3 separate regions of the Homo sapiens genome follow, and regions 2 and 3 are each linked to region 1. A link is an interaction called in ENCODE POLR2A ChIA-PET data of the cell type or tissue named here. Cell type or tissue: OCI-LY7. All regions are shown on one strand.

Evidence for each region. Peaks named below come from ENCODE experiments on the same cell type or tissue, not always from the same donor. Only the 100,000 strongest peaks of a DNase experiment are listed, where the experiment ranks them.
Region 2: POLR2A ChIA-PET joins it to region 1 with 6 read pairs; 3 of 35 experiments call an interaction of 5 or more read pairs at or near these places.
Region 3: POLR2A ChIA-PET joins it to region 1 with 5 read pairs; 4 of 35 experiments call an interaction of 5 or more read pairs at or near these places.

Annotation. Positions count from the first base shown.
Region 1 is chr5:78,790,830-78,794,829 of GRCh38, reverse strand. The region is part of intron 6 of ARSB (arylsulfatase B); the gene reads left to right. Among named protein-coding and RNA genes, the nearest start is that of LHFPL2, 140 kb to the right of the region's middle. In OCI-LY7, no CTCF peak of the experiment used is centred here; a DNase peak (open chromatin) is centred at 2,219; H3K4me3 peaks cover 932 bases; H3K27ac peaks cover 692 bases.
Region 2 is chr5:78,903,907-78,907,906 of GRCh38, reverse strand. All of the region lies in intron 4 of ARSB (arylsulfatase B), which reads left to right. Among named protein-coding and RNA genes, the nearest start is that of ARSB, 79 kb to the left of the region's middle. In OCI-LY7, no CTCF peak of the experiment used is centred here; DNase peaks (open chromatin) are centred at 166 and 2,096.
Region 3 is chr5:78,687,041-78,691,040 of GRCh38, reverse strand. All of the region lies in intron 4 of LOC124900191 (a long non-coding RNA gene), which reads left to right. Among named protein-coding and RNA genes, the nearest start is that of LHFPL2, 40 kb to the right of the region's middle. In OCI-LY7, no CTCF peak of the experiment used is centred here; no DNase peak of the experiment used is centred here; H3K27ac peaks cover 496 bases.

The sequences.
Region 1 (4,000 bases):
ATGTTTAGTAAGTGCCTATGACAGTCAGGCGTTAAATGATGCTTGAGCCTTAGTTACTCTGAGCTTCACTCTATCCCTCTCACCCCAGTGGCCTCACCTAATTTTGGAAAAGTTGGACAAGCAGTGAGACAGACAGGGTAAAAAGAAAAAATTGGCTTGTAAATACTCCCCGAATATCCTGCCTGATAAAACATTCTTCCTCCTCTCCCTCCTCCTCCTTCCTATCACCTCTCCCTTTGCCTTTCTCCCCAACCCCACCTCTCTTCTTTGTTTTCTGTTTTCTTTTTGCCTCCCTTATCGGTCCTGTCTTCTTTGCCTTGTGTTAGATTCTTTAGGCTCCTATTTCAGGACAGGTCACATTTACTCTTGCTTCTACACTAGGACACACCCTCCCCTCTTACTACTCAGTGTTAGTTCACTGGCCTCAATAAACACTGGATGTTTTTATTTTATTTCATGTTTGTGCACTTGAAGACTATTGAATTCATTCTGTGTGTTTTTTTTTCCAAAATGATATATGAATTAGAATTGCCCTTTTGAGCCAAGAACCCTGGTGGGTTTTGTTTTGTTTTTTAACAGAGCCGCAAGCCCAGGAATGAGAAATCAGTTCATAAAATCAATAGCAAGCAAATTTAGAATCCACTACAGCACCTATACCCAGCTTATAGTAAGCCTGAGAAGCAGACTCCTACAGGATGAGATTGATTCCAGCAGTGTGGTTAGATATTTGGAAATGCCTAAAGAAATGTTTATGCTCAAGTTAAGGTTGCAGCAGAAACCATATAACTTGAGAATTTCTGGGGCCTAAATGTACGGGCTCTACAGAATGTACTACGTTGCTTTGTGCCTCTGCCCAGATCACTATTCTCCTTTTCCACTTTCCTCCCATGCTGCCCCCAGCACACGCATACTTGCCTCATCGCCTCAAAAAAAAAATAATAAAAATTGAAATCTTTCTAATGCCAATTCAGCCTTCCAGTTTCATCTGAGACATCACTTCTTCAGGGAGATCTTCTCCTTTCCCTAGACTAATCAAGGTCCCCACCTTGCCTTCCTAGAGCCCCCATCCCTAGCCACAACACCCATCAAAATTGATCATCACTGCTTGTCTCCTTGCCTTCCTCCACCTGGCTGTGTGCCCAGCAACTAGGACTAGTTCAAGAAGTATTTGTTGACGAAGTAAATCAATTTAGTTTGGGGGGACCATGGCCACAGGATCAAGACACTTCTCAGCTCTCTGCTGTCTCCTTACTCTTGCTTTCCAGACTCTGATTCCCGAGCAGTTGGGAAGACATCTTTTTGTTTCTTCCATTCTGAAATTCACTGACCAACTGCGTACATCCATGCTCATAAACATTTGATTTAGCTATAAAATCTATTTTAAATAAAAATGCCAATTAGAGTAGAAACTTCCTGCTCCTCCCTGTCCCCACTATGTGTAAGGTAAGTGTGGAGGTGGGAAAAAGAGCGTTGTCTTCTAAGGAGTGGGAGTTGAATGTCTCCTAGGTGCCCACTGCAGGCAGCATGAAAATAATAGGATGGATACTATAGGAGGCACATTTGAGATCTTTCAAATTGCTCCAGCTGACCATCCATGACATGGGCTACCTGGTGAGGCAGGAAGTCCTGTGTGGGACTGTCCTAGGGCAATAGCTGTGCAAAGACCATCATAAGTGCAACAGATGCTGCTGAAGATGGTAATTTCAGGCAGCCTATGTTAGGCCAGGGCTCAGCTGGGCTAGACTAAGGGAACCAAAGACAGGTATGAAAGGGACTGTAGGCTCCAGTGACCCCAAGGCAGAACCAGAATTGGGAATCTCTGTTCTATTGCACTCTGTTTTTACAATTCTGGCCAGACCTGTAGTGTGGCATACCACTACAGGTTATGTGGGGAAAATGTTACCACATATTCCCCACATAATTTTCTAACAATACCTCGTTCCCTTTGCAGCTGGTTCAGATCTCACAGTCATAAGAGGGTTGAGCAGTTGGTCACACCTTGACTTGACAGCTGTCAGTCAGAGGCCATAGGTTCAACATATATTGAAATGATTTCTTTCAGTTGGTCAGTTGGTTTTACCTATTTGCCTGGGCTTATGGCGACCACCGTGGAAATTCAAGAGACCTGTACCCAGAATCCGTGCACTTATGGTGCACAGAATGCTCACTACGTGTAGAATCTTATTTCCTCTTCACACTCATTCTATTTAGGTAGTATTTTGGTTCTCATTTTTGCATACAAGGAAACAGGAACTCAGAGTGGTTAAATGACTTTATAAGATAAGAAAAAGAGCTTGTTCTAAAGGCTATTGAAATGCCAGTGATTGATTTCTCTGAGTTACTTTTCAGAACTAGAGTGATGGCATAGGGCAAGCTTATTCAAACCCATGGCCCACGGGCTGCACGTGGCCCAGGATGGCCTTGAATGCGTAACTTTTTTTTTTTTTTTTTGCGACAGATTCTCACTCTGTCGTCCAGGCTGGAGTACAGTGATGCGATCTCGGCTCGCTGCAACCTCCACCTCCTGGGTTCAAGTGCTTCTCATGCCTCAGCCTCCTGAGTAGCTGGGATTACAGGCATGCACCGTCACACCTGGCTAATTTTTGTATTTTTAGTAGAGATGGGGTTTTACCACAGTGGCCCGGCTGGTCTCGAACTCCTGGCCTCAAGTGATCTGCCCGCCTCAGCCTCCCAAAGTGCTGGGATTACAGGCGTGAGCCACCATGCCTGTAAACTTTCTGAAAATTCATAAGCTTTCTTAAAACATTATGAGTTTTCTTGCAATTTCTTTTTTTTTTTAGCTCATCAGCTGTCATTAGTGTTAGTGTATTTTATGTGTGGCCCAAGACAATTCTTCTTCTTCCAGTGTGGCTCAAGGAAGCCAGAAGATTGGACACGCCTGGCATACGGCATACCACTGCGCCATCCAAAACAGCTGTGCACAGCCCCACTTCCCAGCTGTTAGGGGCTTTTTTCATCTTCAAAAATTAAGCAAAGAGGTTCACTAAAGCATCAGTTCAGAGTGTGGGGCTTCTAGTCAGTGTATTTTAGGGAATTAATTTTAGGAAGAAACTATTTTTAGGTCCACGATTATTTTTAAAAACAAAAATCTAGACAACAGTGCATACATGCACGTCTGGATATGTAAGCCCTTACCACACAGCGAGATGAGAGGGTGGCCTTGGCCAAAGCCTGCAGTTGTTGGGACATTCAAAACCATGAGCAGACTGGAGATTTGAGCCACATGTGCACCAGCGCAGTCGCTCAGATGCGGCCTGGGTGCGCTGATCTGGGAGGGGGACTCACGGGCTCTGGGTCTCTGACTAGCTGGCACATGAAGGACCTTAATGACTTGAACCTCACTTTCAGTTTGAGATCCTTTGAACTTTTGTTAGAGTGAGCCATAAAGAAGTGGTCAGCCAATCAGATGTTTAGTATAAACTGAACTTTAGCGTAAATAAGCTTTAAGAGACACATTTGATTTACATAATAAATAAACAAGCTACTTTTAGGAACTTTTAAGTACAAAAGTTGAAGATAGTTGCTAATTAAACCTAAATCTTGCCTGTACATTAAAAACATACTCGACAGAATTTCCAGTTTAGAAAACTCCTCAAGAACCAAATTTCTGGGACAGCTGGGGTGTTTTTCTCACTTAGCCCAAGTGAGTAAGTTTTACTGTAAGTAAATATGCATACATCATTAAGTGAAGGTGGCATCACACTGGCAGGGAAAGTCAGATGGGTTATTGGCGAAGAATGAAATTTTGCTGATCTTCATAAATTGTGAAATGATAAAAAACAAATAGAACTCAGTAGAAATGAATGGCAGGCCAAACAAACCGGACAGAAAAGGGGCTACAGACTAAAAGTGGTAAATTACAGCTTCTACACATAAATCCTTTTTACCCCAACCCTCTTTAAATTCTGGAACATAAATGGGGGAACAAATATAGACCCTTTCTAAATCCACACCAGAGAAGTGACTTTGGTTGTTTTTT
Region 2 (4,000 bases), 110 kb before region 1:
AACTGGCCCACATTTGCCAGTCTCCCTATATGCTCAGCACTTGAAAATGAGTCTTCTCTGCTGTAATTTAAAGCTAGAAATCCAAAGACATTGAGTCACCAGCATAGGTATTTTCCACACAGCTGCAAGTGAAACTTCACAATGGACTTGGCCGCTATTTGCTTACACTTGCCATCTGTGCAACCGCTCTACCCGTGGCCTCCCCCGCTTTGTGGTTGTCTTCTAACAGGAGCAGTCCACGCAAAGCCTTCCTGAATACTTAACAAAATTTTAAAAAATATAATAGATACTGTCCTAGCATGAAGGCGCTGCCTTTGTGATTTTTAGGAATTAACCCAAATAAAATATGAAAAATAAACTACCGAGTGCTTTAACGCAGCTAAAGCATGCAAGCAAAACCAGCAACCAGCTGAGTTCCGACAGTTACTGAGAGTTTTGTATGTGGTAATTCAAGACTCCCCAGGAAAGATCTCATGACTCACTCCAGTGTGGCTGGGCCTCCAGTCCTCACTCTGAACCAAAGTCCTGGAAACACTTTTCCACCACGTTGAGAGAAGGCGAGGGAAGAACAGGGTCAGGAGTGATCAAATGCCCTTAGAAACAGTCTCTTTCTTTCCTTTTGGGAAAACAAACTCACTGTGTAATAAAAAGGTACAAAGCCAACTTTGGAATAATAATCACCCCGCCCCATCCCCTTGCCCTCTGATGGAAAGTGCCTTGTCTTCTCCATCAAGGTCTAGCTGGGGGCTTGAACGGCCTCCGTGTCACCTCTAATTCCCCAGTTTTTACCTTGTTTCCTTTCTCTGTATCTTTTTTGCCCTTAGTTGTGTACAGTCTTGTATTTTTTCACATAGGCTATGCTTTCTGTGGATGTTGCCTCCCTCGAAAGCAGGGACCATGTGTTGAACCCCTGTTGCCTTTTCCCAGAGTAGCGGGCACCTAGCAGGTGCTTAATTAAGGTGTGTCAAATAATTGTTTCCTTTTTTATTCTTACCTGACATGAAGTATGCTCCTGTATCAATTCAGATGAAGGTTTAAAAAAAATCAAGACAAGTATCACAAGTTCCCTTAGCCCATTCTCATTAAAATCATGGGCACCACCTTCCCGTGCTCACCAGGATGGAGGAAGTCAACAAATATCTTTCTCATTGATTAAAAACTCTGGATAATACTGAAAGCAACTATCTGAGGCTTCTTAAAAGTACTTAGGTTGGTGCTAAAGTAATTGAGGTTTTCGAAAACTGCAATTACTTTTGCACCAACCTAATATAACAGCAGGGATGATAAGAATAGGGACAGAGAAGAAAACAAAATCAGGTGAATGGAGAATGGGGAATAAAGTCAAAGCTTCATGAATCCCTTGTGTGGTGAGTTTTGGAGGTTTATTTTCTCTCCTCTATCTCTTGGCTTTGACCTAAGAGCCAATGGAATTATGGAACTATGCAGCAGGCACTGGCAGCAACATCTCCAAGAGAAACCTCCTACTTCTAACCAGAGGTCTAGGAAAGTGGGCTCTTGCTCAAGAATATGGGGAATTCCTATTTTATTTGTTTTTTCTTTTCTTTTAATTTTTTGAGATTGAGTCTCACGCTGTTGCCCAGGCTGGAGTACAGTGGTGTAACCATAGCTCACTGCAGCCTCTACCTCCTGGGCTCAAGTGATCCTCCTGCCTTAGCTTCCCAAATAGCTGGGACTGCAGTCATGCACCACTACACTTGGCTAATTTTTTTTTTTTTTAATTTTTTATGTTTGGTTAGCGATTGGATCACACTATGTTGCCTGGCTGGTGTGAGCCACAGTGTCCAGACTGTTTTTTCTTTTTCTTTCCCTTTTCTTTCTTAACTCTACCCCAAGACAGGCCCCAGTTGAAGATCTGCATTGGTGTTGTGGTGGGGTGCAGGCACCTAAAATCTCAAAAGAAGACCCACATTTCTGACCGGAGTGTGAGATAATCTCTGTTATTTTCCTCTTTTTTTTTTTTTTTTTTTTTTTTTTTGCTACTTTGCTCCCAAAGGCAACCTCAGTTATGCAGAAGTGCATGACAGAATGGGGAACTACAACCTAACAGAAACCTGTTTTTCTGATCAGAGAAACCACATAAAGGGGCCCCTGGAGCGGAGGTTGGGGGTGGATCTGAAGGATCTAAAGGGAGAGAAGAACTGGAGAAGAGGATCCCCTGATTCTGTGTATGAGCTAAGCCCCAGGCTCACCTCCAAGTGCATATATGCCACACAGGCCCAAAGGAGCAAAGCAGAGGCTTCGAAAACTCAACTGCCATGTGAACCACTGCCCAGGTCCTAGATTAACCCCTGAGTGGCACATGCGCTGGGCAAACCCAAACCTCATAGCAAAGGCTTTAAAAACTAAACTGACATTAGAGCCACTGTCCACAGAAGGTGAGACAAAACTTGTGGTCTGAGTCTCACTAGGTTGATTCTCTGCTTAACCAAACAAACATCAACACCCTCGAGAGGATTTTAACTAGACCTAGAGGCTCAGAACATGGTATTCAAAATGTCTAATAGACAGTCCAAAATTACTCATTATACAAAAAAAAAAAAACAGGAAAATACGAGCAGTACTCAAGGGAAAAGACTAAAAATAGATTATTTCAGCTGTGATGAGCTCATTTGAGATGATCATCCAAATATTGGTGTTGTCAGACAAAAACTTTAATGCAGCTATTGTAACCATTCTCCATGAGACAAAGTTGAACACTCTTGAAATGAATGGAAAAATAGCAGTGAAATAGAAACTAAAGCCAAACAAATGAACAAACAAAACAAATGAAAATTATAGAACTGAAAAACACAATATCTGAAATTTAAAATTAACTCTATGGGTCCAATAGCAGAATGGAGCTGATAAAGAAGAGTCGGTGAACTTCAAGATAGATCAATAGAAATTATACAGTCTGGGCTGGTCGTGGTGGCTCGTGCCTGTAATCCCAGCACTTTGGGAGGCTGAGGTGGGCAGATTGCTTAAGGCTAGGAGTTCAAGACCAGCCTGGCCAACATGATGAAACCCCATCTCTACCAAAAAATACAAAAATTAGTCAGGTGTGGTGGCACACGCCTGTCGTCCCAGCTACTCAGGAGGCTGAGGCAGGAGAATTGCTTGAACCCAGGAGGGCAGAGGTTGCAGTGAGCTGAGATAGCGCCACTGCATTCCAGCCTGGGCAACAGAGTGAGACCCTCTCTCAAAAAAAAAAAAAAAAAAAAGAAAGAAAGAAAAGAAAGAAAATTATACAGCCTGAAACACAGAAAAAAGGAAGAAAAACAGTGCTGCAGGGACCTATGGAATAATATCAAAAGGTCTAGCATTTATGTCATTAGAGTCCAGAAAGAGAGCAGAAATATTAGTGTAGAAAAAATATATAAAGGAATAATGTGTGAAAACTTCACAAATTTGGTGCAAGATACATGTACAAATTCAAGAAGCTCAGTGAAATCCAAACAGGATAAACTCAAAGAAAACTACACCAGCATCATAATGGAACTGCTGAAAACTAAAGATGAAAAAAAAAAATACCTTGAAAGCAGCAGTCTCATTCATGGGATTGAATGAAATTGAATGAAAGCATGTTCACACAAAAAACAATACCCATATATTTATAGCATCTTTATTGATAATTACTAAAAACTGAAAAACCCAAATGTCCTTCAACTAGCAAATAGATAAACAGATGTGGTACTTCTGTGCAGTGGACTACTACTCAGTAGTGTAATGAACTGTTGATACACACATTAGCATGGATGAATCACAAATGCATTATGCTGAATGCAGGAAGCCAGACTGAAAAGATTACACACACTATGATTTTTTTATATGACATTCTGGAAAAAGCAAAACCTTAACGACAGAGAAGCATCAGTGGTTGCCAGGGGTTAAGGCTGGGTGTACAATTTGTCTACAAAGAGGTGGTACAAAGGAGTTATATCACAGTGATAGAATGTTCTATCCTGATTGTGGTGGTATTTATATGACTCTATTTGTTAAA
Region 3 (4,000 bases), 100 kb after region 1:
ACGTTCATTCTACTCCTGGCTAAAGTTTTCCTGAAAAAAGAAATTTTAAAAAAGATCAATACCTGTTTTGAGAATATTAAGTGTACTTCTCCCTTCAGTTTCTAAGCTTTTTTCCTACTTGAGGCACTGGTTCAGCCTCATAAAGGGGCATAGGCTGGGTGGGTGTCTTCAGTGTGTGCTTGGAAGCTGCTGCTCAGAAAACAGCTGAGACTCTGCCTTACACCCACCTTGTGAAGGGCCACAGTGGATCTGTACAAGCCAGGAGCTTCTTTAGTCTTGTCCTGGCACACCCAGCACATCAGCCACTTTGAATGGAGCTCCTGCAGGAGGAGACTCAGCTGAGTCCCAGAGCAATAGTAATTGCTTCATAACAGGGATCATAAAGAGACTTTGTTGTGTGTCCTTAAAGCAGCTTCAAATTACAGATTCAGATTGGGCAAATACCCCTATAAATCCCACCGGATAGCCTGGTTCCTTGGTTATAAGCAGGTTTGTTTTTCTGTACTGTTACCCAAATTCCCCTGATTGTAATCCCTCATAAGCCTATTTAAACTGCAGAATCCTGGACTCCACAGAGGAGTTCTGGACCTCCTAAGTCCGAATCTTCAAGAGAGGGACCTGCAGTTTGAATAAGCCTCTCCCAAGGGTTCTCATCATCCCTTAGTGTATTAGTCCGGTTTCACACTGCTATAAAGATACTACCTGAGACTGGGTAATTTATAAACAAAGGAAGTGTAATTGACTCACAATTCCGCATGGCTGGGGAGGCCTCAGGAAATTTACAATCACAGTGGAAGGGGAAACAGACCCTTTTTTACAAGATGGCAGGAGAGAGGGAGAGTGAATGTGCAGGGGAAACTGCCATTTATAAAACCATCACATCTTGTGAAAACTCACTCAACTATCACAAGAACAGCATGGGGGAAACTGTCCCCATGATCCAATCACCTCCCACCAGGTTCCTTCCTCAACACCTGGGGATTACAATTAAAATGAGATTTGGGTGGGGACACAGAGCCAAACCATATCACCTAAGCTTGGAAAGCATTGTTTTGAGGAGTTCTTTGCGTGAAATTCCATTCCTTGTCCTTTATTTTTTATTTTTTGAGAATCTCGCTCTGTTGCCCAGGCTTGAGTGCAGTGGTGAGATTTCGACTCACTGCAACCTCCACCTCCCAGGCTCAGATGATTCTCCTGCCTCAGCCTCCTGAGTAGCTGGGATTACAGGCATGCACTACCACACCCAGCTAATTTTTGTATTTTTATCCATTCATCAGTTAGTAGACATTTGGGTTATTCCAGTCTGGAGCTATCATGAATAAAGCTACTATGAATATTCCAACTCAGGTCTTGCTGCAGACATGTGTTTTCATTTCTCTTGAGGAAATACCCAGGAATGGGATTGCTGTGTCATATGCTATGTGTATGCTTACCTTTATCAAGGTGTATGCTTACTCTTTGTCAATCAAGAGATTGATCAGCTGTTTTTCAAAGTGGCAGTATCATTTTGCAATTGCACCAGCAATATACTACTGAATTTTTTTGAAAAAGACAATTATTTGTAGAGAGATCTACAAATACCTTTATTTTGCATCATCAGCACAGATGTAGAATTAGTTTTGTTAAAGCACTTCTTTTTTTTTTTTTTTTTTTTTTTGAGATGGAGTTTTGCTCTTGTTGTCCAAGCTGGAGTGCAATGGCACGATCTCCACTCACCGCAACCTCCGCCTCCCGGGTTCAAGCGATTCTCCTGCCTCAGCCTCTCCAGTAGCTGGGATTACGGGCATGTGCCACCATGCCCAGCTAATTTTGTATTTTTAGTAGAGACAGGGTTTCTCCATGTTGGTCAGGCTGATCTCAAACTCCCGACCTCAGGTGATTCACTCGTCTTGGCCTCCCAAAGTTCTGGGATTACAGGCGTGAGCCACTGCGCCTGGCCTTAAAGCACTTCTTAAGAGTTCTGGGCTTGGAGTCAGATTGAGCTGGGTCTGTTACAAAATTCAACAATACTGTGTCCATGATTTTGGACAAGTGGCTAGATCTCTCCAAATGTATTTCCCTTATTTGTAAGACAGAGATAATAATTCCTCTCTGCTTAGAGAAGTCGTAAGGATTAAAGGAGATGAAACACATAAAGCACTTAATACATTACCTGATATATAATAATCATGATTAACATGTTACTCTTATTATTTTCATTAACTTCTTTATAATAGTATTTGTTGCAGTAGGGTTTAAACATATGAGAACATGTACTATGAACTTCACTTCTTTAGGGTTTCTTTTGGGTAATAATTTAGAACTCAAGAAAACCACAGGAAGCTGAAAAAGGACGTTTTGTCATTGAAAAAAGATATTTGTAGTTATTTAGAATGAACAACCAGCAAGTCATTTTACATTCTTTCTAGAATTTCTAACTTCAGTTTCCTAATTTGTAAAATGGGGGTCAGGGTGGCGGTGGAGGTAGCCATTCTTACCCTGCCTTTCTCACAGTGTTGCTGTAAAGGTCAAAGGAAAAACTGAACATTATAAATTGTCAAGTATTATATAAATATTTACCACCAGTGAAAGTTTTAGAGGAATTTTTTTTTTTTTTTTTTTTTGAGATGGAGTCTCACTCTGTGACCCAAGCTGGAGTGTAGTGACACGATCTCGGCTCACTGCAATCTCCACAGCCCTGGTTCAAGTGATTCTCCTGCCTCAGCCTCCTGAGTTGCTGGGATTACAGGCACCTGCCACTGCGCCTGGCTAATTTTTGTAGTTTTAGTAGAGACGGGGTTTCACCATCGTGGCCAGGCTGGTCTTGAACTACTGACCTCATGAACCACCTGCCTCAGCCTCCAAAAGTGCTGGGATTACAGGCATGAGCCACTGCACCTGGCCAAGGATAAATTTTGTAAGATATGATTTAATTAGAAAATAGAAATTATAAGATAATAATGTCCTTTAGTAATTTCCTTTTTCTTTTTTTTATTATTATACTTCAAGTTCTAGGGTACATGTGCACAACATGCAGGTTTGTTACATATGTATATGTGTGCCATGTTGGTGTCCTGCACCCATTAACTCATCATTTACATTAGGTATATCTCTTAATGCTATCCCTCCCCAACCCCACCCCACAACAGGCCACGGTGTGTGATGTTCCCCTTCCTGTGTCCATGTGTTCTCATTGTTCAATTACCACCTATGAGTGAGAACATGCGGTGTTTGGTTTTTTGTCCTTGTGATAGTTTGCTGAAAATGATGGTTTCCAGCTTCATCCATGTCCCTACAAAGGACATGAACTCATCCTTTTTTATGGCTGCATAGTATTCCATGCTGTATATGTGCCACATTTTCTTAATCCAGTCTATCGTTGATGGACATTTGGGTTGCCTCCATGTCTTTGCTATTGTGAATAGTGCTGCAGTAAACATACGTGTGCATGTGTCTTTATAGCAGCATGATTTATAATCATTTGGGTAGATACCCAGTAATGGGATGGCTGGGTCAAATGGTATTTCTAGTTCTAGATCCTTGAGGAATCACCACACTGTCTTCCACAATGGTTGAAGTAGTTTACAGTAAAAGTGTTCCTATTTCTACACATCCTCTCCAGCACCTGTTGTTTCCTGACTTTTTAACGATCACCATTCTAACTGGTATGACATGGTATCTCATTGTGGTTTTGATTTGCATTTCTCTGATGGCCAGTGATGATAAGCATTCTTTCATGTGTCTTTTGGCTGCATAAATGTCTTCTTTTGAGAAGTGTCTGTTCACATCCTTTGCCCACTTTTTGATGGGGTTGTTTGTGTTTTTCTTGTAAAGTTGTTTGAGTTCTTTGTAGATTCTGGATATTAGCCCTTTGTCAGATGAGTAGATTGCAAAAATTTTCTCCCATTCTGTAGGTTGCCTGTTCACTCTGATGGTAGTTTCTTTTGCTGTGCAGAAGCTCTTTAGTTTAATTAGATCCCATTTATCAATTTTGGCTTTTGTTGCCATTGCTTTTAGTGTT